Linked DNA regions of Homo sapiens: all the other regions are linked to region 1. Evidence: read pairs that join two places in POLR2A ChIA-PET (ENCODE). Cell type or tissue: OCI-LY7. All regions are shown on one strand. Region 1 overlaps METTL2B (methyltransferase 2B, tRNA N3-cytidine). Region 2 has its middle 82 kb from the start of METTL2B. Region 3 overlaps FLNC (filamin C).

Region 1 (8,000 bases):
TTGGTGCGATGGGGCATCTCGGAACGGGACGGCTTGACAGAAACCTCCCTTGGTGCCATCCAATCTCTGGGCTCAGTTGTATTCTGAACAATCAACTTCTGATCTAAATTCAGTTTCTCAAGTAGCTTCCCTTCCTGGGGAGATCCCCTCAGCTTGTCAGTTACGTTTCAGATTACAGATCAATAATCTTGCTTTAGGAGCACGATTAGTGGCGTGGGGAAAAAGAAGAGCAAAATAATCTTGCTGTATAATCCAGACCCTTGTGAGCGGGGCTGACCTCACAGCTTTAACAGTTCCTAAATGAACTGAGAAGAATCCAGACCCTGCACACGAGGGTTGATTGGAAGCCGGCAATCATTCTCACTCATTTCTCCGCACCTAATGCACTTGGGTAGTACTAGGGCTGAGTGTGGTGGCTCAGGCCTGTAATCCAAGCACTTTGGGAGGCCAAGGCAGGAGGATCACTTGAGGCCAGGGGTTTGAGACCAGCATGGCCAGCATGGCCAAACCCTGTCTCTACAAAAAATACAAAAAAATTAGCCAAGTGTGGTAGCGCATGCCTGTAATCCCAGCTACTAGGGAGGCTGAGGCACGAGAATTGCTTGAACCCAGGAGGTTGAGGCTGCAGTGAGCTGAGATTGCACCACTGCACTCCAGCCTGGGTGACAGAGCGAGACTCTGTCTGAAAAAAAAAAAATGTGCTTGAGGCAGATACATTCATTACGAGAGTGAGCAATGGTACCAAGCTTAAGATTCATGATGCAGCGTTCCCCACACTGGGTGGGTGGAGAATCCACCATGAGCCTCAGGCCTTTGCACTGGCTGTTCCTTCCACAGAGAAGATGTTCCATGAGAGATGTGACCTTCTCCAGGAGGCCTTCCTTGTCCCCACTCCCAACCTCAGAGTGTGCCTTTTTCCTGATCCCTGCCACCTCTCTATTTTCCCTAGCTTGCTTGGTTCTTCCTGGCACATGCCCACGTGTTAGAGGATTTATGGGTTTATTGTTGGAATCTCCTCGTCCAAATTTGACAGCTCCAGGAAAGGTGTGACTGATGTGTTCACTCCTGTTTCCAGACCTAGTGCTCCAAGTCTTTGGCCCCAAAGGCATCCAACTGGAACTTAAGGTATTGTTTTGTTTTCATTGTATTGATCTTTAAAATACATTTTTATTTTTATTTATTTATTTATTTTTAAATAGAGATGGGGCCTCACTATCTTGCCCAGGCTTGCCTCAAACTCCTCAAATGGTTTAAGCCACCCTGGGTTCAAGTGATCCTCACACCTCGGCCCCCCAAAGCGTTAAGATTACAGGGGTTAGCCACTGCACATGGCCCAAAAATACTTTTAGTTCATGGCAACTAATACTTACTTTACCTTTATAGCAGTGATTTTTAAAAAATCCCTTAAAAATAAATTTAAGGCCGGGCACAGTGGCTCACGCTTGTAATCCCAGCACTTCGGGAGGCTGAGGTGGGCAGATCACAAGATCAAGAGATTGAGACCATCCTGGCCAACATGGTGAAACCCTGTCTCTACTAAAAATACAAAAAATTAGCCGGGCGTGGTGGCACGCACCTGTAGTCCCAGCTACTCTAGAGGCTGAGGCAGGAGAATCACTTGAACTGGGAGGCGGAGGTTGCAGTGAGCCGAGATCATGCTACTGCACTCCAGCCTGGGTGACAAGAGCAAGACTCCATCTCAAAAAATAATAATAAAAACAAATAAATAAACACATTTAAGTAAAAATATAAATTTTTTTAAAAAAATTCTGTTTTTTGAGATAGAGTCCCACTCTGTCACTCAGGCTGGAGTGCAGTGGCACAATCTCACTGCAACCTCCGCCTCCTGGGTTCAAGTGATTCTCCTGCCTCAGCCTCCTGAGTAGCTGGGACTACAGGCAAGCACCACCACCCCCAGCTGATTTTTGTATATTTTTTTTTTTTAGTAGAGATGGGGTTTCACTGTGTTGGCCAGGCTGGTCTGGCCTCAGGTGATATGCCTGCTTTGGCCTCCAAAGTGCTGGGATTACAGGTGTGAGCCACTGCGCCTGGCCAAAAATATAATGTAAAAGGATTCCATAATGGTCTACTCGGATATCAATATTTGGGAAGATGAAATAAACCAGCTGAAGTCTAGGAAATCATGCTCTTACGGATGCCTTTTTGGGGATTCTGCCTGCCATTGTGGGAACTGGCTGCCTAGACACACACACACGCACATGCTGCACACCCATTTTACAGAGACATCAAACCTCAGGAGCTTGGTTACAGCTGCCTCCCACAAGTGCACTAAGGAGCAGAGAAGTGGTCCTTAAAGAGGCTGCAGGAGTGAGGGCAACCGGGCAACCACACACCTCCCAGCGTGGGGTCCAGGAGGCGCCCTGTGCCCTTCTACTGTTGTTTTTTGTTTAAGCCACCTTGAGCTGTTGATAGTTGCAACCTTGTATGATTTTGTTTTTAAGTTAAATACAAACTGTGTATCCGGGGTGTCTGTGCAGTGGTAGGGGGCAGTGGGCAGGGTAGGAAGAAGCTATTCAGGCATTCAGTCCCCACTTACTGGGCACTGACCATGGGCCAGGGGCTTTGGTAGTCTGCTGTGTTTAGAATACAACGGTCCCCCAAGAAATTCACAATTTATTTATTTATTTATTTATTTGAGATGGAGTCTCACTCTTGTCACTCAGACTGGAACACAATGGCTTGATCTCGGCTCACTGTAACCTCCACCTTCCAGGTTGAAGCTGTTCTCCTGCCTCAGTCTCCCGAGTAGCTGGGATTACAGATGCGCGTCACTATGCCCAGCTAATTTTTGTATTTTCAGTAGAGATGGGGTTTCACCATGGTGTCCAGGCTGGTCTTGAACTCCTGACCTCAGGTGATCTGCCTGCTTTGGACCCCCAAAGTACTGGGATTACAGGTGTGACCCACCGTGCCTGGCCTTTTTTATTATTTTTTGAGGCAGAGTTTTGCTCTTGTCACTCAGGCTGGAGTGCAATGGCAGGATCTCAGCTCATTGTAACCTCCGCCTCCCGGGTTCAAGTGATTCTCTTGCCCCAGCTTCCCAAGTAGCTGGGATTACAGGCACTCACCATCACACCTGGCTAATTTTCAGTAGAGACAGGGTTTCACCATGTTGGCCAGGCTGGTCTCGAATTCCTGACCTCAAGGTATCCACCTGTCTTGGCCTCCAAAGGGATTACAGGCATGAGCCACCGCACCGTGTCAGAAACTCATAATTTAATGAGCTCGATTGAATGTCGGCCTTAATCGCCCACAAAAATTGAGGGGTAATCAGAAGCAAGGCTGAAGAGGGTGACAGGGGCTTGTCAGTAGCAGGGCTCTTCAGGGCCCTCGCCATTCTGCTCACCCTTGGAGGGTTTCTCAAGTGTGCCACTGCTGATAAATGTTCCTCCCTCCCTCCTTTCCTTCTTTTTTTTTTTCTTTCCTTCTTCCCTTTCTCTCTCTTTTTTTTTTGAAGGAGTCTCATTCTGTCACCCAGGCTGAAGTGCAGTGGCGTGATCTTGGCTCACTGAAACCTCAGCCTCCTGGGTTCAAGCGATTCTCCTGCCTCGGCTCCCCCAGTAGCTGGGATTACAGGCATGGGTCACCACACTCGGCTACTTTTCTTTTTCTTTCTTACCTTTCCTTCGTTCTCTCTCCCTCTCTCCTTCCTTCTTTCCTTTCTATCTCTCTCTCTTTTCTTTTCTTTTTTGAGACAGAGTCTTGCTGTGTCACCCAGCAGTGGTGTGATCACAGCTCACTGAAGCCTTGAACTTCTGGGCTCAAGCGATCCTCTCACCTCAGCCACCTGAGTAGCTAGGACTACACACAGGCACCACCACGCCTGGCTAATTTTTTATTTTTTTGTATGAACAGGATGCTGCTATGTTACCCAGGCTGGTGTTGAACTCCTGGACTCAAGCGATCCTCCCATCTTGGCCTCCCAAAGTGCTGGGATTACAGGTGTGAGCCATCACACCTGGCTATAACATTAAATTTTAATGGCAAAATCCAAATTCAGAGAATGGAAGTAGAGAATGAATGAATGAAGGCAGTGTGAGGCTCATCTGTGGGTAAAGATGCCAAGCTTGAGGCTGGAGTCAAGGCTACGGTGTCTCAGGGTCCCCAGTGGGGTATTAAATCGGACTGTGGTGATTTGTCCTGAAACCTGGTCATGGAGTGTGTTTCACTGGCTACAGAGACAATGTCCAACCTTGAGCCAAGACACTTATTTAAATAAAATGAAGCAGTCATGATGCAATGTTTCAGTGTTTTCACCTGGGAAATTCACCATGAGCACTTCTTCTACCTCTTAACCAGGGTTCCCAAATCACAACCTGTAGACCAAATTAGGAAGCACGCACAAATCTGCAATGCATCAACGCAGCCAGGCTCTGAAAATAGCAGCTGCAGCCACAAACCAAAGAACAGGCCTTTGTGAACAGACTGAAAGAAACTGCTTGTCCTGAGCTCATCTTTTAAGCCACAGACAGAACTCCTTACTCCTACTAAAGTATGTATTTAAGCAAAGATAGGAATCAATTACATCCAAGTAGGATGGCTTAGCACGTTAGATTTTCCCTTTCTCACTAAGTTTCCAAGGCCTAATTTTCCAACCAGAACCCAAGAGAATATGAACTTATATGAAAAGAAGTGGCCGACCCATTGTACATAGGTTTGATAGCATTAACAGAGGCCAGGCTCTACATGAATCCTGCAAGACCGGGAGATGAATCCCTTTCACAGTGCAAAACCCACTTTCAGGGTGATCGCTGCCTTCAGGAACATGGTTTCACTCCAATAGCTCCAGTGCATCTGTCTCAAACTGTCTCTCATTTTTCAAACAACATTGAATTTATCTCCTCACCCTAATTAACACTACTTAGGAAGGTAAATCAGTTTCAGAAACACTTCTCTGTTAGATTCACATTGAAACCACACAACTTCCTGAGCAGCTTCACACCTGGAGCCACCTTCCAGCCCCACATAGCACCTTTCTTTTTTTTTTTTTTTTTTTTTTGAGATGGAGTCTTGCTCTGTCACCCAGGCTGGAGGGCAATCTCTGCTCACTGCAACCTCCGCCTCCCGGGTTCAAGCAATTCTTCTACCTCAGCCTCCCCAGTAGCTGGGATTACAGGCTCCCACCACCATGCCTGGCTAAATTTTTTTTATTTTTAGTAGAGATGGGTTCTGCCATGTTGGCCAGGCTGGTCTCAAACTCCTGACCTCAGGTGATCCGCCTGCCACAGCCTCCCAAAGTGCTGGGATTACAAGCGTGAGCCACCACGCCCGACCCACCATTCTTGCATTAAGCATATTAAGAGATACCATTCAGAGCCAGACTGATAGTTGAGACAGTATTTATTTTTTAAGTGGCACTGAGGTCATATACTTTAATCCCTCCCAACACATGTAACAGTCCTCTGCCCATCATTAGCGATTCTGAGGATGAAACGTTATGCAAAGTCCCTTACAGAGTCAAATTTGGCCTGAGAGATAAAAAGTCGAGCTTAGCAGATGGCAGGGAATAAAAGGGAGCAGGGGCAGGAGAAGGCTCGTCTTTTTAATCTAAGCCAAAGCCCAAACCAGGTGCCAGAAAGATAAAATAAAAACTGTGCCTATAGTTTTGCAATGCTTTAGGGATGCTGAAGGACAGTCTTTAGAGAATCATTTAAATTAATGTATCTATTCTTCATTTCAAAAGATAAATGAAATACCATCCCAGTGATTCAGTTTTTTCCAGTTTTAAGTAAATACGGTAATGGAAAAGATGGGAGCTCTCTTCCTCCCTTCATTCTTTGCTCCCACCTCTGAAAACCCATTAAGTGGGGCCAGTCACGGTGGCTCATCCCAGCACTTTGGGAGGCCGAGGTGGGAGGATTGCTTGAGCTCAGGAGCTCAAGACCAGCCTGGGACACATGGTGAAACCCTGTCTCTACAAAAAATACAAAAATTAGGCTTGGTGGCACATGCCTGTAGTCCCATCTACTTGGGAGGCTGGGGTGGGAGAATCACTTGAGCATGGGAGGTCGAGGCTGCAGTAAGCAGTAAGCAGTGATCGTGCTGCTGCACTCCAGCCTGGGTGAGCCTGTCTCAAAAACAACAACAAATAACCCCACAAGAAACTCAAATACCCATGGGTCCATATTGAGACAAGTAAATCAGATATGAGAAAGCTTTTCTGTACAAAATACCAACCAATCAGTGTAGAAGGAATGGAAGGATCAGAAACCACTATTTGGCAACTATCATAGTTATTCAGACAAAAAACAGCAATAGATACTGAAACTAGGGGGTAGAAGTTTGATGAGGAACAGGATATTTAGTCTCAAAGCACTTCCCTACAAAATACTTATTAACTTTACAGTGGCAGAACCTGGCAGACAACACAACTAAGTGACATCACCAATAATGGGGAAATTCATAATCATGTGTCGCCTGATACGATCCTATGGGAGGAACACAGCATCACCTCTGAATATTCCTGCCCAAAATGCAGAGCCTGAACCAAATCATGAAGAAACACCAACAAACCCAATTCGAGTTTACACAATAGCCTCTTACCTTAAAATGCAAAGGTGCAAAAGCAAGCCTAAACTGTAGACTGAAGGAGACTGAGACACAACTAATAAATTCAATACAATTATTTATTTTTTACATTTTTTTTGTTTTTTTATTTTGAGACGGAGTCTCACTGTTGCCCAGGCTGGAGTGCAATGGTGCGATCTCGGCTCACTGCAACCTCCGCCTCCCAGGTTCAAATGATTCTCTAGACTCAGCCTCCCAGATAGCTGGGATTACAGGCGCCCACCACCATGCCCAGCTAATTTTTTTTTTTTTTTTTTTTTGAGACGGAGTTTCACTCTTGTTGCCCAGGCTGGAGTGCAATGGCGCCATCTCGGCTCACTGCAACCTCTGCCTCCCAGATTCAAGTGATTCTCCTGCCTCAGCCTTCCAAGTAGATGGGGTTACAGGCATGCGCCATCACACCTGGCTATTTTGTATTTTTAGTAGAGACGGGGTTTCTCCATGTTGGTCAGGCTGGTCTCGAACTCCCGACCTCAGGTGATCCACCTGCCTCGGTCTCTCAAAGTGCTGGGATTACAGGTGTGAGCCACCATGCCTGGTCTGTATTGTTAGCAGAGATGGGGTTTCATTAAGTTGGCCAGGCTGGTCTCGAACTCCTGACCTCAAATGATCCGCCCACCTCGGCCTCCCAAAGTGCTGGGATTACAGGCGTGAGCCACTGCACCCGGCCTATGTTTAACATTTTTTAAAAAGTCAGGGTCTTGGCCGGGCGTGGTGGCTCACGCCTGTAATCCCAGCACTTTGGGAGGCTGAGGCGGGCAGATCACCTGAGGTCGGGAGTTCGAGATCAGCCTGACCAACATGGAGAAACCTTGTCTCTACTAAAAATACAAAAAATTTAGCTGGGAATGGTGCTGCATGCCTGTAATTCCAGCTACTTGGGAGGCTGAGGCAGGAGAATCACTTAAACTTGGGAGGTGGAGATTGCAGTGAGCCGAGATCGTGCCATTGTACTCCAGCCTGGGCAACAAGAGCGAAACTCCATCTCAAAAAAAAAAAAAAAAAAAGTCAGGGTCTTGCTACATTACCCAGCCTGGTCTTGAACTCCTGGCCTCAAGTCATCCTCCTGCCTTGGGCTCCCAAAATGCTAAGATTACAGGAGCCACTGTGCCCAGCCAACATAATCATGTTTTTGTGTGACAAAGCTATTATTGGGACTACTGGGTAAACATGAATGGTTAGTGGCTGGCATTAATGTTTCCATGTATTCCTACTTGTGATGGATATATTTGGTAATATATTTGCTGATGTTGGGACATCAGAAAAAAATGGACTATTCTTGCAGTATTCCTATATAAATTTATTATTCCAAAATTTAGAAAAACATCAACAAGGTGAAAGCTAGGCATCTTTGTTTTTGAGATGCAGTTTCGCTCTTGTCGCCCAGGCTGGAGTGCAATGGCACCATCTCA
Region 2 (8,000 bases), 50 kb before region 1:
TTTTCCTCCTCTTTTCTAGTTTTCCTAAAACCATAAATTGAATGGTAAATTCATACTCTTGTACATTAAATGCTTCTTTGTCCACATTATTTAAGTTTAACTATGTGGCATTTTATCTTATTTTCTTAGTAAAATAGTCTGTTACTTGTCATTTGCTATATAATAGCTATCTGGGAGAATGCTTACTAATATCCATATCACTTGGGAGGGAAAATTATCCTTTAAAAGAGCCACCCACAGACTCAAAAAAAAAAAAAACCAGGAAATTTTTTTAATTTACTAGTTTAAATTTCTTAATTTCACAAATTTAAAGAAATTTAACTAGTCTGATTTGTTAAATCAAAACTAATTTTGATAAGATCTCTCCATAAAAGTTCTATTGTCTATGACAACATTTAAACTACCTCCCGTCTCCTGCTGATAATAATTTTCTAAGTAAAAAAATCAAATGGACAGTTTAGAAGATGAACAAGAGTCAAGTTTCTTGTTTTTAAAAGAGTACAGTTTGCAAAAATAAAACATGTTTCTAATATACTTAAAATGTACTTTTTTTTCTAGGGGGATCTTAAAAAATACTTTAGTTACAAGCCTAGAGAAAATTCTGTGGATAAATTATAAATCCATGAACACTGAGGTTAAGATGCAAATGTTGACTACCAGCCCTTTAGCACCACGAAGGAGGCTCATATAAACTAAGAAAAATTTGTAGAGACCATAGGTTAATCTTTCACTCCTGTAAATGTTTAAATGTCAACATTTACTGAGTTTCTGAAGTTTTCATTTCCTCCTTAGACCAAATTGGCTGCTTAAAAGGGACTGAGAACAGAAGACAAAAGTTAAGCCTGCCTAGGTATAAAGAAGCATAGCTGCCAACAAAGTCAAACTCCAGTAAAGAAGATAACGCCATTTAAAAAAACTAAAGGTCTCTATGCTTTTTATTTTAGTCACTAGTAGTACTACCTTTTCACACCATACCAGAGTCAAAATAGCAATCAAAATAGTTTGACTCCCAGAGACCTTACAACATTCCTAGAAGTGAAACAGATGTGAAATCTGTTAAGTTCTTACTTGATGTGTATAAACAGAAGAGTTCTAGGTCAAGTGAAAAAAAGTTTACCTTTTTTTTTTCTTTTGAGACAGAGTTTTGCTCTTTTGCCCAGGCTGCAGTACAATGGCACAATCTCGGCTCACCGCAACCTCCACCTCCTGGGTTCAAGTGATTCTCCTGCCTCAGCCTCCCTAAGTGCTGGGATTACAGATGTGACTCACTGCGCCCCGCCAAAAAAAAAAACCCACTTTCAATAAGTGACAAAACACTGTAAATAAATGTGTTTACAGGATGATTATTTAAAGAACAATGACCCAAACTAGGTCTGTATGTATCAACATCTACCTGGTAGATCTCCAAAATCATCTGCTGAGCGGAAAATGAGCTATTACAGTTCTCATTATTATAAAAGTATGCAAACATTCTTTATATAACTGGAAATTAATCATTAAAGAAAAAACAAATCCTAAGAGAAAACAGTACAATTCCAATACACATAGAAGCAATAGCCATATGCAACTACTATATATTTCATTATGGGGCCTATAATCTATGTTTTTAGCTTTCTCTTTATGCTAAAAAGTTCTCTTTTATCGAGAACAAATTCAATATTTAAATTACAGACAGAAACTAGAAGCTCTGTACAAAATCCTGGAGCACATTCACAGTAAAGAAAACAAAGAAATAGAAAAATGAGAACAAAAATATAAAAATCAACATAATCTAGATTTAAAATACCAAAGAGGTACGTAACCTTGAAGAAAATTCAGTGACCAATAAGTTTAGTTTTGTGGCTTCTTCTGTTGTGAAGAGACTATTACTTCACATATGAGGAAAAAAAAGAAAAAAAATCCCACTGCCATCTCCAGTAGAAACTGTATAACAAAATTCCTACTGGAACTGGTGTAAGATGATGCAGGAGTCAACATTCCAGTTCTGGTTCTTGACTGTGGCACAAGCGTTAACAAGTTTACTATAAAGAACTAAGCAGACATCACTAATATGGCCTTCCTTCAAGGCCCAGAAGTTAAGATAGCAACTTTAAGTTCATATCACCAATGACTACCTCCTACATACACACACGTCCTAGCACTGGTTCCAGGTTCTACCTATCTGCCTGGAGAAGACAGTTCGGAGAGCTTTCCACCAAGCCATAGCAATCTCATCTGTGACCTACCAATTCCAAAAATTACACTACTAACCTATAATCACATGATGGCAGTACATTTGGTATAACCCACATATGACTCTCAGCTAGATAACTGTTACTTATGACTCTAAATTACATATTTCCAAGGTACAGGCTCATGGTTCAGAGTTAAACTAACTTACAATTTAAATAGACACTGACTTGGATTAAAGTGTATTGACTGGGTGCGGAGGCTCACACCTGTAATCCCAGCACTTCGGGAGGCCGAGGCAGGAGGATCACTTGAGCCCAGGAGTTTGAGACCAGCCTGAGCAACATGGCAAAACCCCATCTCTACAAAAATAAATAAATAATTAGCCAGGCATGATGGCATGCACCCGTAGTCCCAGCTACTAAGGAGGCTGAGGTAGGAAGATCAATTGAGCCCAAGAGATAGAGGTTGCAGTGAGCCCTGATCGCACCACTGCACTCCAGCCTGGAATTGGTATAATAATAAGATGCAGGAGTCAACATTCCACCCAACATTCTGGGTGACACAGCAAGAATATGTCTCAAAAAAATTTGAAAACAAAGTGTATTAAAAGCATTTTTTAAATGGTGTCTCAAAAATAAAAACAAAAAATAGAAAAAAAGAAGAAAAAAACAACTGGTGTCTTGAGCTGCATGTGGTGGCTCATGCCTGTAATCCCAACACTTCGGGAGTCTAAGGCGGGAGGACCACTTGAGGCCAGGACTTCAAGACAGCTTGAGCAATGCGGTGAGACCCGGTCTCCACTAAAAAAAAAAAAAAAAAAAAAAAAAAAAAAAAAAAAAAGCTGGGTATGGTAGTGCATGACTGTAGTCTTCACTTCTTGCAAGGCTGAGTTGTGAGGATCACTTAAGTCCAGGAGTTTGAGGCAGCAATGAGCTAGCAGTGAGCTATGACTGCACCACTGCACTTTAGTCTGGGCAAGAGAGCAAGATCCTGCCTCTAAAACAAAATTTTAAAATGAGAAATAAAACTGGCATTTTGACATATCAGCTGTGAGGTGCATCACAAGAAATCCTGACAGTGTTTTTTCTTGTGAGTGACATACTTTTAAAATAAAATCACGGCCAGGCAGAGTGGCTCACACCTGTAATTCCAACACTCTGGGAGGCTGAGTCAAGTGGATCACTTGAGGTCAGGAGCTCGAGACCTGGGCAGCACAACAACACCCTGTCTCTACTAAGACTTCCAAAATTAGCCAGGCATGGTGGCGCACGCCTGTAGTCCCAGCTATTCAGGTGGCTAAGGAAGAAGAATCACTTGAAACTGCGAGGCGGAGGTTGCAGTAAGCCAAGATCACGCCACTATACTCCAGCCTGGGTGACAGAGTGAGACTCAGTCTCAAAATAATAAATAATAAAATAGACTCAAAATTAGCACTATATACATACATTTTTTAAAGATAAGGTCTCGCTCTGTCGCCCAGGCTCAGTGCAGTGGTGCCATCACAGCTCACTGGCAGCCTCAACCTCCCAGGCTCAAGCAATCCTCCCACCTCCCAAGTAGCTGAGACTACAAGTTCATGCTGCCATGCCCGGCTTTTTTAAATTTAATTTTTTGGTAGAGGTGGGGTCCTACTATGTTGCCCTGGCTGGTCTCAAACTCCTGGGCTCTACAGATCCACCCACCTTGGCCTCCCAAAGTGCAGAGATTATAGGCATGAGCCACCATGCCCTGCCTAAAAAATTAATCTCATTTACTTGCATTTCCTCCTGACTAGGAACACATGGGATGGTCCAAGGGTATGATCAACAGAGAACAGTTGGTCCTGACAGTTTAAAGTCAAATAGGTGTGGGACTAAATCTCTGAACCACTGTATGAAACTGGGCAAATCACTGAAGTTCTATTAGCTCTTCTTGAAATCTGTGGATTTCAAGAGTAAAAACCACCTACTTTATGGATGTTTCAAGGATTAAATAAAACAGTACTATATGTTGGGGATGAGGGTAATACAGTGCCTGAAATATAGTTGGTGCTCAATGAAGATTATTAGTTACTTCTTTTCCCCTATATGGGAGTCCTGCATGGACCATCCTTAACATGAAATTTTAACCAACCAACCAGTTTCAACCACCCTATGAACTACCAAGCATGTATTACAACAAAATAACTTGCCACTCATGGGGGCCAAATTATTCAACAAGTCACAATATTTAAGATATAACTGGCCGAGCGTGGTGGCTCACGCCTATAATCCCAGCACTTTGGGAGGCTGAGGCGGGTGGATCACCTGAGGTCGGGAGTTCCGGACCAGCCTGACCAACATGGAGAAACCCCATCTCTACTAAAAATACAAAAAAAAAAAAAAAAAATCAGCTGGGGTGGTGGCACATGCCTGTAATCCCAGCTACTCCGGAGGCTGAGGCAGGAGAATCGCTTGAACCTGGGAGGGGGAGGCTGCAGTGAGCTGAGATCACGCCATTACACTCCAGCCTGGGCAACAAGAGGGAAACTCTGTCTCAAAAAAAAAAAAAAAAAAAAAGATATAACTAGGCCAGGTGCTGTGGCTCATGCCTGTAATCCCAGCACTTTGGGAGACTGGGGCAGGAGGATCACATGAGACCAGGAGTTTAAGAGCAGCCTGGCCAACATGGCAAAACCCCATCTCTCCTAAAAACACAAAAATTAGCCAGGCATGGTGGCACACGTCCATAATCCCAGCAACTAGGGTGGCTGAGGCATGAGAATCACCTGAACCCGGGAGGCAGAGGTTGCAGTGGGCTGAGATTGTGCAACAGCACTCCAGCCTAAGTGACAGAGTGAGACTCTGTCTCAAAAAAAAAAAAAAAAAAGTTATCACTAAAAAGTAAAAGCTTTGAACCACTCATCTAAATAAAAAATGTTAAGCCAGGCCCGGTGCGGTGGCTCACACCTGTAATTCCAGCACTTTGGGAGGCCAAGGCGGGCGGATCACAGGGTCAGGAGATCAAGACTATCCTGGCTAACACAGTGAAACCCCGTCTCTACTAAAAATAGAAAAATTAGCCAGGCGTGGCGGCATGTGCCTGTAGTCCCAGCTGCTGGGGAGGCTGAGGCAGGAGAATGGCGTGAACCTGGGAGGCGGAGCTTGCCGTGAGCCAAGATCGCGCCACAGCACTCCAGCCTGGGCGAGAGAGCAAGACTCCGTCTCAAAAAAAAAAAAAAAAGTTAAGCCAAAGCCGGAAACTGAGGCCCTACATTTATTTCTCCTTTCAATTTCCATTAGATTATAAATTTTATGAGGGCACGGGTCAATGTTTTTATTTACTACTATATCCCTAGCACAGTATCTACTACATAGATGTTTATAAAGACATGCTTATGAACAAATTAATGTTCTTTAATCCTCTGCACCTGAATGCCTTCATCCATGAAACAAGAATATAAAATAATTTCTTCTGTTCTTGGGGAATGTTTTAACATTGCACATTATTTGATGCTATTATAAATGATTTGCTTTTTTTTTTTTTGCTTTTACTTCAACTGCCAATTGTTCATTGCTAGTATGAGAAATACAACTAGATCTTCCAAATTGATTTATATTCTAGCTAAACTTAAATTCTAGTAGCTTTTTTATAGCTTACTTAGGGCTTTCTATGTGTACAATCATGACATCTAAAGAATAAATAGTTTTACTTTTACTTTGTAATCTGTAAGATTATTCCTTTTACTTGTCTTATTTCATTGGCTAGGACCTTTGGAACGTTTAATAGAGGTTGCGAAAACAATTATCATTGACTTGTTTGGAGTATTATATAGAAAGCATTCATTCTTTTACCATAAGTATGATGTTACTTATATATTTTTCATAAATGCCTTTTATCAGATTAAAGAAGTTCCCTTCTATTCCTAGTTAGCTGAGAGCTTTTATCACAAATAGTGTTAAAAGTTTGTCAAATGCTTTTTGGGTAACTATTACAAAGCCACTTAGCTTTTCTCCTTTATTCTATTAATATGGTGAATTACAATGAATTCTAATGCTAAATCAACTTTGCAACTGGGATAATCCAATTAGTTATGTTTTTATTCACTGCTAGATTCAATTTTCTAATATTTTGTTAATTATTTCTGTATATATATTGAGGGATACTGAGCTACAGTTTTCTTTTTTCCTAATGTCTTGGTCTGGTTTGGTATCAAGGTAATGCTGGCCTCATAAATGTCTTGTGAAATTTGTTAAAAAAAAAAAAATTGGTATTTTTTCCTTAAATGTTTGATAGAATTTACCAACAAAGCCATGTAGGTCTGGATTCTTCTTTTTAGGAAGACTTTGTTTGATTGTTTGTTTGTGACAGTGATTGTGCCACTGCATTCCAGCCTCAACCTCCTGGGTTCAGGCAGTCCTCCCAACTCAGTCTCTCAAGTAGCTGGGACCACAGGCGTGCACCACCACACCTGACTAATTTTTATTCATTTATATTTTTTGTAGAGATGAGTCTCGCTATATTGCCCAGGCTGGTCTCAAACTCCTGGGCTCAAGTGATCCTCCTGCCTTAGCTTCCCAAAGTGCTAGGACTAGAGCCATGAGTCACCGTGCCTGGCTTTGTGGGAAGATTTTTAATCCAATTTCTGTAATAAATATGGGGTTATTCAGATTCTCATTCTTTCTTTCTTTTTTTTTTTCATTTGTTTTTTCTTCCAGTATTTTTGTATTTTAGTATTTTTGTATTTTGCTATATTGCCCAGGCTGGTCTCAAACTCCTAGACTCAAGCAATCCGCCCACCTTGGCCAACCAGAGTGCTGGGATTACAGGAGTGAGCCACCTCACCCGGCCTTGTTTTCTATCTCATTTACTTTAGCTCTTTATTATTTCTCTTCTATTTAGATTTCTCTTTCTATTAAGGCAGAATGTTAGGTCACTGATTTTAGACCTTTCTTTTAAAGCTGAAGTTTCCTTCTAAAGCACTGTATTAGCTGTATCCCACAAATTTTGATATACTGTGTTTTCATTTTCATTTAATTACAAATATTTTCTTTTTTTTCTTTTGAGACGGAGTCTTGCTTTGTCACCCAGGCTGGAGTGCAGTGGCGCGATCTTGGCTCACTGCAAGTTCCGCCTCCCAGGTTCACACCATTCTCCTGCCTCAGCCTCCCGAGTAGCTGGGACTACAGGCACCTGCCACCACGCCCGGCTAATTTTTTGTATATTTAGTAGAGATGGGGTTTCACCATGTTAGCCAGGATGGTCTCGATCTCCTGACCTCGTGATCCGCCCACCTCGGCCTCCCAAAGTGCTGGGATTACAGGCATGAGCCACCGCGCCCGGCCCACAAATATTTTCTAGTATCTCACAAATTTTGATATATTGTGTTTTCATTTTCATTTAGTTATGAATATTTTCTAATTTCCTTTGTGAGTTCTTTGACCCAAAGGTTATTTTGAAGTATGTTATTTCACTTTCAAATATTTGGAGACTTTCCAGGTATCTTTTTCATTTCTAATTTAATTCCATTGTAGTCAGAGTAGACACTACGTTTCAATCCTTTTAAATTTGTTGAAATGTGTTTTGTAGCCCAGCATATGGTCTATTTTGGTAAATGTTCCATGTGCACTTGAAAAGAATGTGGGCAGAGTGTTCTGTAAATGTCAATTAAGTATAGTCCATTGAGAGTACTGTCCAAATCTTCTATAACCTTACTGATTTTTTGCCTGCTTGTTCTATCAGTTATTGAGGAAGAATGTTGCAATTTCCAAATGTAATTGTGGATTTGTCTATTTCTCCTTTCAACTGTCAGTTTTTGCTTCCACTCTGTTACTGGATGCATATACATTTAGGACCGCTGTGTCTTCTCA
Region 3 (8,000 bases), 330 kb before region 1:
TTCCCCTCCTCTTCCCCTCCTCTCACCCTCCTCTCCCCCTCCTCTCCCACTCCCCAACTCCCAGGCTGCTCCTCTAATCGGAGCCTGGGCCCCACACCCTCCCCTGCACCTCTGTGAGCTCCAGCCTCTGCCTTCACTCCCTTCTCCATGTAGTGACATTCTCTGTTCACTTGAGTCACCCACCAGGCTGTGGGCCTGGGTCTTGCATCCCTCTGCCGTGGCCCATGCCTAGCCAGGGTCTGGCCCCTGGCAGATGGCCCATTCCCACTTACTGTCTTCTGACTCTTGTCATCCTCTACCCCAAAGCTTTCCCCGTGCCCCCGTCCAGAGCAGAGTTTTAGCTTTTTGGATCAGGGTACCCCTTAAGCACATGAAAGAAGAGATCTCTCCAGAAAAACGCCCAGAGGCAGGTGCAGTTTTGCCACAAGAGCAGAGGCCAATCTCCACCCCCGGTCTTCCCCTCCACTCCTTCTCTGGGGTTTCTGGGCCAGTAAGGACTCTGGGGCTGCTCCGAGAGCCCTCCCTTCACCCCAGGTTGCTCTTCCAGCTCTCAGCTCTTCTTCCCTCCCTCCCACGGACTACCCAGCTCCTGCACCTGCCACTTGACCTTTCTTGGCTCCTCCTGTCCACTCACCGTGTGGCTCAACACCAGGCCCTGAGACCTTGACGCCACTGGTATCGACCGCAGGCTGCACATGGACACGGGTGGGGAATTTGGGCACGGGATGCCCGCCATACTTGATGGTAATGGTGTAGGTGCCAGGGAAGGCAGGGCTGTAGGTGATGTGGTAGGTGCCATCCGCGTTGTTGTGGATCAGCACCTCGGCCTTGACCCCGGCATCCGACAGGATCTCAATGGTCAGCTCCGCCTCGCCTGCCTCTGAGCAGTCCACAGTGAAGGTGGCTGCCTCACCGACCTTGCCGCGCTCCAGGCCCGGTCCACTGGCCCGCACCTTGCTCGGGTCAAACACAGGCCGAATGGTGGCTTTGAAGGGCGAGCCAGGGATGTGGGCCTCAGCAAACAGGATGTTGATGGTGTACTCGCCAGGCTCCGTGGGCAGGTAGCTGACAGCACATGAGCCATCACCATTGTCCTGGCACTCGATCTTGGCCTCGCAGGGGCCCTCTACGGTCAGCCCCAGGCCACCTGTGCCAGCCCCCTTGGTGTCGATGGAGAATGGCGCGGGGGTGCCTACCAGTCCACCCTTGAGACCCGGGCCATAAGCACAGACCTAGGGGAAGAGGCAGGTTGTGGGTTCCCTGCACCTGGCCTCCTCATCCCAGCCTTCATGGCCCCCACCCAACTCATCACCTCCAACTGTGGCTGCTACTGTGGACTGAGTGCTTATAACAATCCCAGGTGATGACATTGAGGCAGCGAGATGAAGCAATTTGCCCCAGTTAGTGGACCTGGGATTCAAGCCCAGGTGTGACTCCAAGGCCAGGCTCTTAATAGCTAAGTTGTCTCCAAGGCAGGTGGTGGGGTGGGGCTGGCCTCAGCCCCACACCCTTGGCTGTGCCCACTCCAGGCACATAAGTCCCTCTGGCCTCTGCCCCCTATGACTCATCTATCTTCCCAACAAGTCCCCAACTCCCAGCCCCAACCAGCTCCTATCTCCTCACCTTGGAGGGATCAGGGGGCAGGACACCCTCCACAGCAAACGGGCTGCCAGGCACCGGGTGACCATCGTAGGTGATATCCACCTTGTAGGGCCCCTCCTCCGGGGGCATGTAGCGCACAGCCTGGGCTTCCGCTCCACCGCCTGGCTCCAGCTTGCAGGGGATGGGCCGGCGAGAGGGCGAAGTCATCCGCACATCCAGTTGGCCCTGACCGCCAGCCCCTCGTGTGTTCACAGAGAATGCTTGTTCCTGTCCCACAGCCACCTCTGCGTGGAGGGCAAGTGACACCATGAGGAGACTCCGGTCCACCCTACCCGAATACCCCTCACTCCCAGGGTGGCTCTTGCCCCACTTACTGCTATTAAGGCCCTGAACTTTGATTTTGCTGAGGTCCAGCGGGGGTGCCACATTCACCACAAAGGGGCTCTTGGGGACAGGGTCCCCGCCATAAGTCACTGTCACTGCCATGTTGCCCTGTTGGGTACAATGGTAGGTCAGAACTGGATATAAGGCAAGGTCCTACAACATCCTGGTGGTGAATATGGGCTCTGAAGCTCAGATCCACCATGAGAGTGAGGGCAGGAGGCAGGAAAGGCGTGGAGGATCCAGAACTGGTCCCATGGGACTGGAGGAGGGAGACCCAGGGCTCTGGCGGGCCGGCCGGGCGGTAGCATGGGAGGGGCAGAGCGCACCTGCTGGACAGCGGTGTACTTGACAGTGTAGGAGTAGTCATGGTTGTCTATGATCTCAAAGTCCCGCACAACCTCGCCCTTGGCTGTCCCTGCAAACTGCACATCCAGCTTGGCCTTGCCGGCTCCCTTGGTCAGCACCGTGAAGTGGGTGGGCTTCCCGACTTCCACACCTGAGGACCCACCCAGAGATGTGGTGAGGGCCTGGCAGCCACCTAACCCCAACCTCGAGCCAGTCCCAGCCCCTGCCCAGACACTCACCTGTGCGATTCAGCCCAGGGCCCTCGGCCTTGACTTTGCTGGCATCGTGGGATGGGTCCACCTTGATGTGGAAGGGGCTGGCGGGGATCTCCTGGATGTGGAGGAGGCTCAGTCAGGGCTCTCGAGGGGAACACACCCCTGCTCTCAGCTAGATGCTGGCTCAGGACACACCCAGGGGACCCAGCATGGACAGGGGCAGCCTCCAAAAGGGCCCCCTTTGCTTCCTCTGAGGCACCCTGCCTCACACAGGTAGGGCTCCACCATGTCTGCGGAATCATCCCTCCCTGTTCCCAGTGACAGCATCTCCAGCTGCCTTCTGGAGCTGGCAGGTGCATGTCGCTGTGAGTACCCAGGAGCTTAGGTACCTGGTTGGCAAACAGCACCATGATGGTGTAGCGGCCCGCCCCTGGTGGCGTGTACTTGACGGTGAAGGTGTCGTTGTCATTCTTGATGATGTCGAAGTCAATGTCAGCCTCTGCAGGGCCCACCACGCCTGGGGCGCACTTGATGCCGATGCTCACGTCGCCTGCAGAGAAGCGGGCACTGCTGTGAGTTGGGCTCAGCCCCCGACTCGACTCACCCCCGCCCCCTCCCAGACCCACCCCTTCCGGCTGGGCGCACCTTGCCCCGCCTCGCTGCAGTCCACCGTGAAGTAGGTGGGCTCATTGGCCTTGAGGCCTGTCTTCTCCACTCCGGGGCCGTACACCTTTACCCGCTCGGGGTGGCTGCCCTCGCCCACGTTCACCTGCGGGAGGGGTCGCAGCTCAGCGTGGTGCCCTCCCTCAAGGCTCATCCTCCTGCCCAGCGCACCCGGCCCAGCCTCAGTGGCACCAGCCCAAGCCTCAGTCCCAGCCTGAGCCCAGGGACAACAGGGACTCCAGCGAGGGTTCCGCCCTCCCTCAGGGACCCCTGGTGGTGGGCACGGGGCAGGCCGGGAGGACGCACCCGGAAGGGGCTCTTGGGCACGTTTACGCCTCCCCAGGAGATGATGATGGTGTGCTTAATGGGCTTGGTGGGCACGTAGGAGCAGCGGAAGGTGCCGTCGCCGTTGGGGATCACCTTGATGTCGATGGGACAGCCGTCGGCGTCCTGTGGGCATCACCCAAGCAAAGTTCATAGCTGTGGCCTCTGCAGAGCGCCCTCTGCTGGCCGCAGGTGAACCCAGCGCCTCCTTTCCCACCCCCAACACTGGCACTCCCGCCCCCACACCAGCCACTGAGGCCACCAGAGCCCAGGGCCACGTGCTCTGGCGGCCAGAGCCCACCCTGGGAGCCTGACTCAAGGCCATCTGTATGGCTTGCTCTCCCAGCCTAGGTTTCCTCAACTCTGAAATGTGTTGGACAGGAAGAGTGTGGGCTAAATTTATGTTCCTAAAACTGAATCATGAGCCTTTCAAAGAAGAATCACCCTCTTAGATCCTCAAGAATATGTTCATTAACCTCTAGGGGTCAATGGACACCAGTCTGAGAAACTGACTTGGGAAACCAGTGTCTTATTCAATGAAACAATCTTTCAATTACAAATTAGCACAAAAATGACTCTTTGGTAAAATACGTTTTTAGGTTATCATCGTTAAGAAAACACAAAATTTAAAATTTTCCATGGTACTGATGGGCCCATGAGTATCAGTCCTGCCTGATCTTCTGTGATGCTGTCATTTCCTGCTGGGAGGCCTCTGCCTCTGGCCTGGCCCTGCCTTCCAGGGTCCCTGCCATGGGTAGTAAGGGCAGCAGAGACTGGACAATGACCTACCTGGGCATAGAGCTTCAGGTCTCCCTTGCCAGCTGCACGAGCATCAATGGTGAACTCAGCGGGCTTGTCCACGATGCAGCCGGTAGGCTCCAGGCCAGGCCCAAAGGCCTTCACCTGTGCGGAGGGAAGAAGGCTGAGTTGGGGAGGGGAGGAGAACCAGCTTGCCCCACCCCCGGGGCAGGTGTGTGTGAGCTGGGACCACACCTTATCTGGGAAGCAGTCAGGTGGGGCGGGCAGGATGTGGGCAATGAAGGGTGAGTCTCGGATGTCCTCATCGTCACAGATGACGTGCACAGCGTACTCCCCAGGCTCCGTGGGCCAGTACCGCACATCGCAGGAGCCATCCCCCTTGTCGTCACATTCGATCTTGGCTTGTGAGGGCCCCTCGATGGAGAAGCCTGGGGCAAGGTGGGGGAGGGTCGGGGATCCAGCATCAGGCAAGACCCTTCCGTCCCCCAGCTCCCCTCTAGCTGCCCTCATGTCCTATCTCCCTGCTCACCCCAGCGCTCCCCAGCATGCGCACTGCACCCATTACCCACAGTGTCCCCTGCTGCCCTCCCCCGCAGCACTCCCTCCTCCTGCCCCCCAGCCACTTACCCAGTGTCCCCACCTCGGTGCCAATGGCTTCCACCACAAAATCGGCTGACTTGCCCACCTGGCCAGTCTCCAAACCAGGACCCCAGGCCCGGACCTTTTGCACTCCTGCCTCTGGGCTCACCTGTACCTCAAAGGGGCTGGGCAGAGAGGGAGCTGGTGTCCATGCCAGGAAGTGCCCCCCAAAGTCCCTCGCAGCCCAAACTCCATCTCCCCTCAAACTCCCTCGCAGCCCAGTGCCCCTCGTCCCTCCCTGTGATGGCCTAGACAGGACAGCATGGGGGGCGCAAGGTACTCACCTGCGAGGGATGGCGTAGCCGCCCCACGTGATGGTCACCACATACTTCCCAGGCACCACCGGGTAGTACTCGCACTCGAACACACCATCCCCAGCCTCCCGCACCTTCACTGGCTCCTCTGTGCCCTCTGAGGAGATGGGGGCAGGGTGGGGAAGAAGGCAGATCAATATCCTTGAAGTCCCAGCTCCTCAATCCCCTCAAGGAGCCATTGGGACCCCGACCCAGCCCGAGGGCAGTGCTGTAGTGAGCAGTGCTGCAACTCAGGGCAGGGAACACTTGTCATCCCTGTGCATAACACCCCGTATAGCACTTAGGGTGGAGAGAATCATTCCTGGCTTGTAGACCAAGAAACTGAGGCAGAGAGGAGACAATGAGCCTGAGATTCTGGGGTGCCTCTGGTCACTGTGGAGCTGTGGTGCTGGCTGTCACTGCCCTCTGGGAGTCAGAACCACTGGCCATACTTCCCTTATGATCCCCCAGCCCCACCCTCACGACCCTGGGCTCTGGCACTCACTTGGCCCCTTGACCGTGACCTTGAGCTCCCCGCTGCCGGCACCCTTGGTAAACACCTTGAAGTCAGCCACCTCTTTCACGCGAACACCCTTGGGCTGCAGGCCTCGCCCAGAGGCGCGGCAGGCGTTGGGGTTACAGGCTAGGGGAGGAAGAGAAAGGAGGTTGGGGGTGCTGAGGGGCCTTGGACCACTAGCCCCCACCTCCCTGTGCACAGTCCTTCTAACCCCTCCCAGGCACAGGCAGTGGCCCACGGCCCTGCTCTGGAGCCCTTTGTGTCCCCAGCACAACCGGGGCTGCCGGGCTGGAGCTGGCTACAGGCCCCAGATCAGGCAGGTTACAAGAAAGTTTCCGAGCCAGTGCCACTGGGGAAATGCATGGCAGAGCCTGGGCTGAGAGTGGGCTCAGAGAGACAGGGAAGGCCCCTTTACCCAGCCCAAGGCCATCCATCTAGAGCCCTCTGGGCCTCTCAGGGCACCAAAGCAACCTTAGGATCTAAGTCATGCCACAAAACATCCAGCAATGCCACAGAACAAGGGCTACTTCATAGAACTCGAAGCCTGCCATACAACACAGGCAACGTGTGGACATCAGCCTACCACAGACCGTGGCCAGTGGCAATGAGCCCAGGCCTTGCTATGGAACACAGGCAAAGGAATGGGAATCTCAGCCTGCCACAGAATCCAGAAAAATGGCATGGGACCCACAGGTGCTACGAAACAGGACACGACACATATTCCAGGACTACCATGACCATAGGCGATGGCACTGCCCAAGGGGTACCACGGAACACAGGCAATGGCTCAGAGCCCAGATTTCATCATAGAAATCACCAGGCAAGTGGCAAAGACACTAGACCTGCCACAGAACACAGACAACGGCATGGAACCTGGGGCCTGCCACAGAATGCCAAGGAAGGGGGGGCGATTCCACACGGCCCGGGCCATGCCACACAGCACAGGTGAGGCCAGTCAGCTGCGGCCATGCCTGGCCCCGCCTCCACTGGAGAGCATTAATGTGGCATCACTCTCGGCCTGGTGGACGATGGGCACTGAGTGCAGGGAGAGAACAAGTGGGGCAGTCACCACCTGAGGGCTTGGCATGCAGGCAGTACTCCCTAGATATGCCCCCACCCATACAGCCCCGTCACTTCCGCTCAGCCCTCCCAGGGTGGCACATGTTCTGGGACCCTTCACTGTGGCCTCCCAGCTGTGCTCTTAGGAACTCCAGCCACCTTGGGGGTGGGATGGAGGACTCAGGGAGGGGGTCTCTGCAGACCCCCGCCCCAGCTCTTCCTCCTGCCCCTTGCAAGCCTCTGGCTTTGGTAAGGGCTACCGTGGGGAGCAGTGAAGGGCCCTTACCTTCCGACACATGGACAGGGAAGGGACTGCGGGTGATGGGGGCACCCGCAAAGGCCACATGCACGGTATGTGGCCCCTCCATGGCAGGTCTGTATGTGCAGCGGAACGTGCTGTCACCCTTGTCCTCCAGGGCCACCTCCACTGTGTCCCGCCGGCCCTGTGGGTCCACGATCACCACAGCAACATCGCCAGTGCCGGCCCCTGCCGAAAACAGAGGCTGTCAGCACCACTCTGGACACACACAGCTGCCCCGGTGCCCTCACCCTGAGGCTGCCCACCCTCTGGCTGGCATCCCTGTCCCAGCCTCCCCCCACCCCCACACAGCCCCACATGGTCAGGGGCTTTCCACCTGCACCCCCTGGGGCCCGTCCTACCCGCAGTGTAGATGTCAAAGTAGGTGGGTTTGTTGGCCACATTGCCCACAGGTTCCAGGCCAGGGCCACGGGCTGACACCTTGTTGGCATCTCCCAGGGCCATGCCCACGTTCACCTCAAAGGGACTGCGTTCAATGTTCTGGCCAGCAAAGAGCACGGTCACCTAGGGGTCAGAGGTCAAAGGTTAGCTTCTAGGGGAGAGCAGTCCTGAGAGGGGGCAGAGGGGCACAGCCAGGCCAAGGAGGGTGAGAGGCGGGCAGCTGGGGCTCTGGGCAGGCGCGAGGTACAGGCTGAGAGAGGGGTCCATGCAGCCGGAACCAAGGATGTGAAGAGCAGCGCAGGCAGGGGGGCCTAGAGGGAGATACCTTGTGTAACCCAGCGACCTTGGGCACATAGGAGACAGCATAGGTGCGATCCTTGTCATTGTTGGGAACCACCTTAGCCTATTAGGAAGGAAAAAGATTGGAAGCCTCTCCAATGACCATAGCCCCTCCTGACCCCACAGTGCCTTATGCACCCCAGCCCCACTCAGCCCCCATG

What was found. Peaks named below come from ENCODE experiments on the same cell type or tissue, not always from the same donor. Only the 100,000 strongest peaks of a DNase experiment are listed, where the experiment ranks them.
Region 2: POLR2A ChIA-PET joins it to region 1 with 6 read pairs; 3 of 35 experiments call an interaction of 5 or more read pairs at or near these places.
Region 3: POLR2A ChIA-PET joins it to region 1 with 5 read pairs; 1 of 35 experiments calls an interaction of 5 or more read pairs at or near these places.

What each region holds. Positions count from the first base shown.
Region 1 is chr7:128,503,946-128,511,945 of GRCh38, reverse strand. It overlaps METTL2B (methyltransferase 2B, tRNA N3-cytidine), which reads right to left. Exons shown (of 9, transcript NM_018396.3): 9 at 5,344-8,000. Among named protein-coding and RNA genes, the nearest start is that of METTL2B, 31 kb to the right of the region's middle. RefSeq lists an enhancer at 5,081-5,170. In OCI-LY7, no CTCF peak of the experiment used is centred here; DNase peaks (open chromatin) are centred at 3,845, 4,355 and 4,945; H3K4me3 peaks cover 1,932 bases; H3K27ac peaks cover 4,230 bases.
Region 2 is chr7:128,554,339-128,562,338 of GRCh38, reverse strand. No RefSeq gene overlaps it. Among named protein-coding and RNA genes, the nearest start is that of METTL2B, 82 kb to the right of the region's middle. In OCI-LY7, no CTCF peak of the experiment used is centred here; no DNase peak of the experiment used is centred here.
Region 3 is chr7:128,837,890-128,845,889 of GRCh38, reverse strand. It overlaps FLNC (filamin C), which reads right to left. Exons shown (of 48, transcript NM_001458.5): 6 at 7,826-7,903; 7 at 7,461-7,623; 8 at 7,087-7,287; 9 at 5,730-5,867; 10 at 5,216-5,342; 11 at 4,920-5,056; 12 at 4,527-4,720; 13 at 4,323-4,436; 14 at 3,516-3,659; 15 at 3,192-3,315; 16 at 2,936-3,096; 17 at 2,571-2,661; 18 at 2,313-2,482; 19 at 1,977-2,094; 2 more. Among named protein-coding and RNA genes, the nearest start is that of FLNC, 11 kb to the right of the region's middle. RefSeq lists an enhancer at 2,947-3,451 and a silencer at 3,628-3,677. In OCI-LY7, CTCF peaks have their summits at 3,512 (motif pointing left) and 3,711 (motif pointing left); a DNase peak (open chromatin) is centred at 3,739.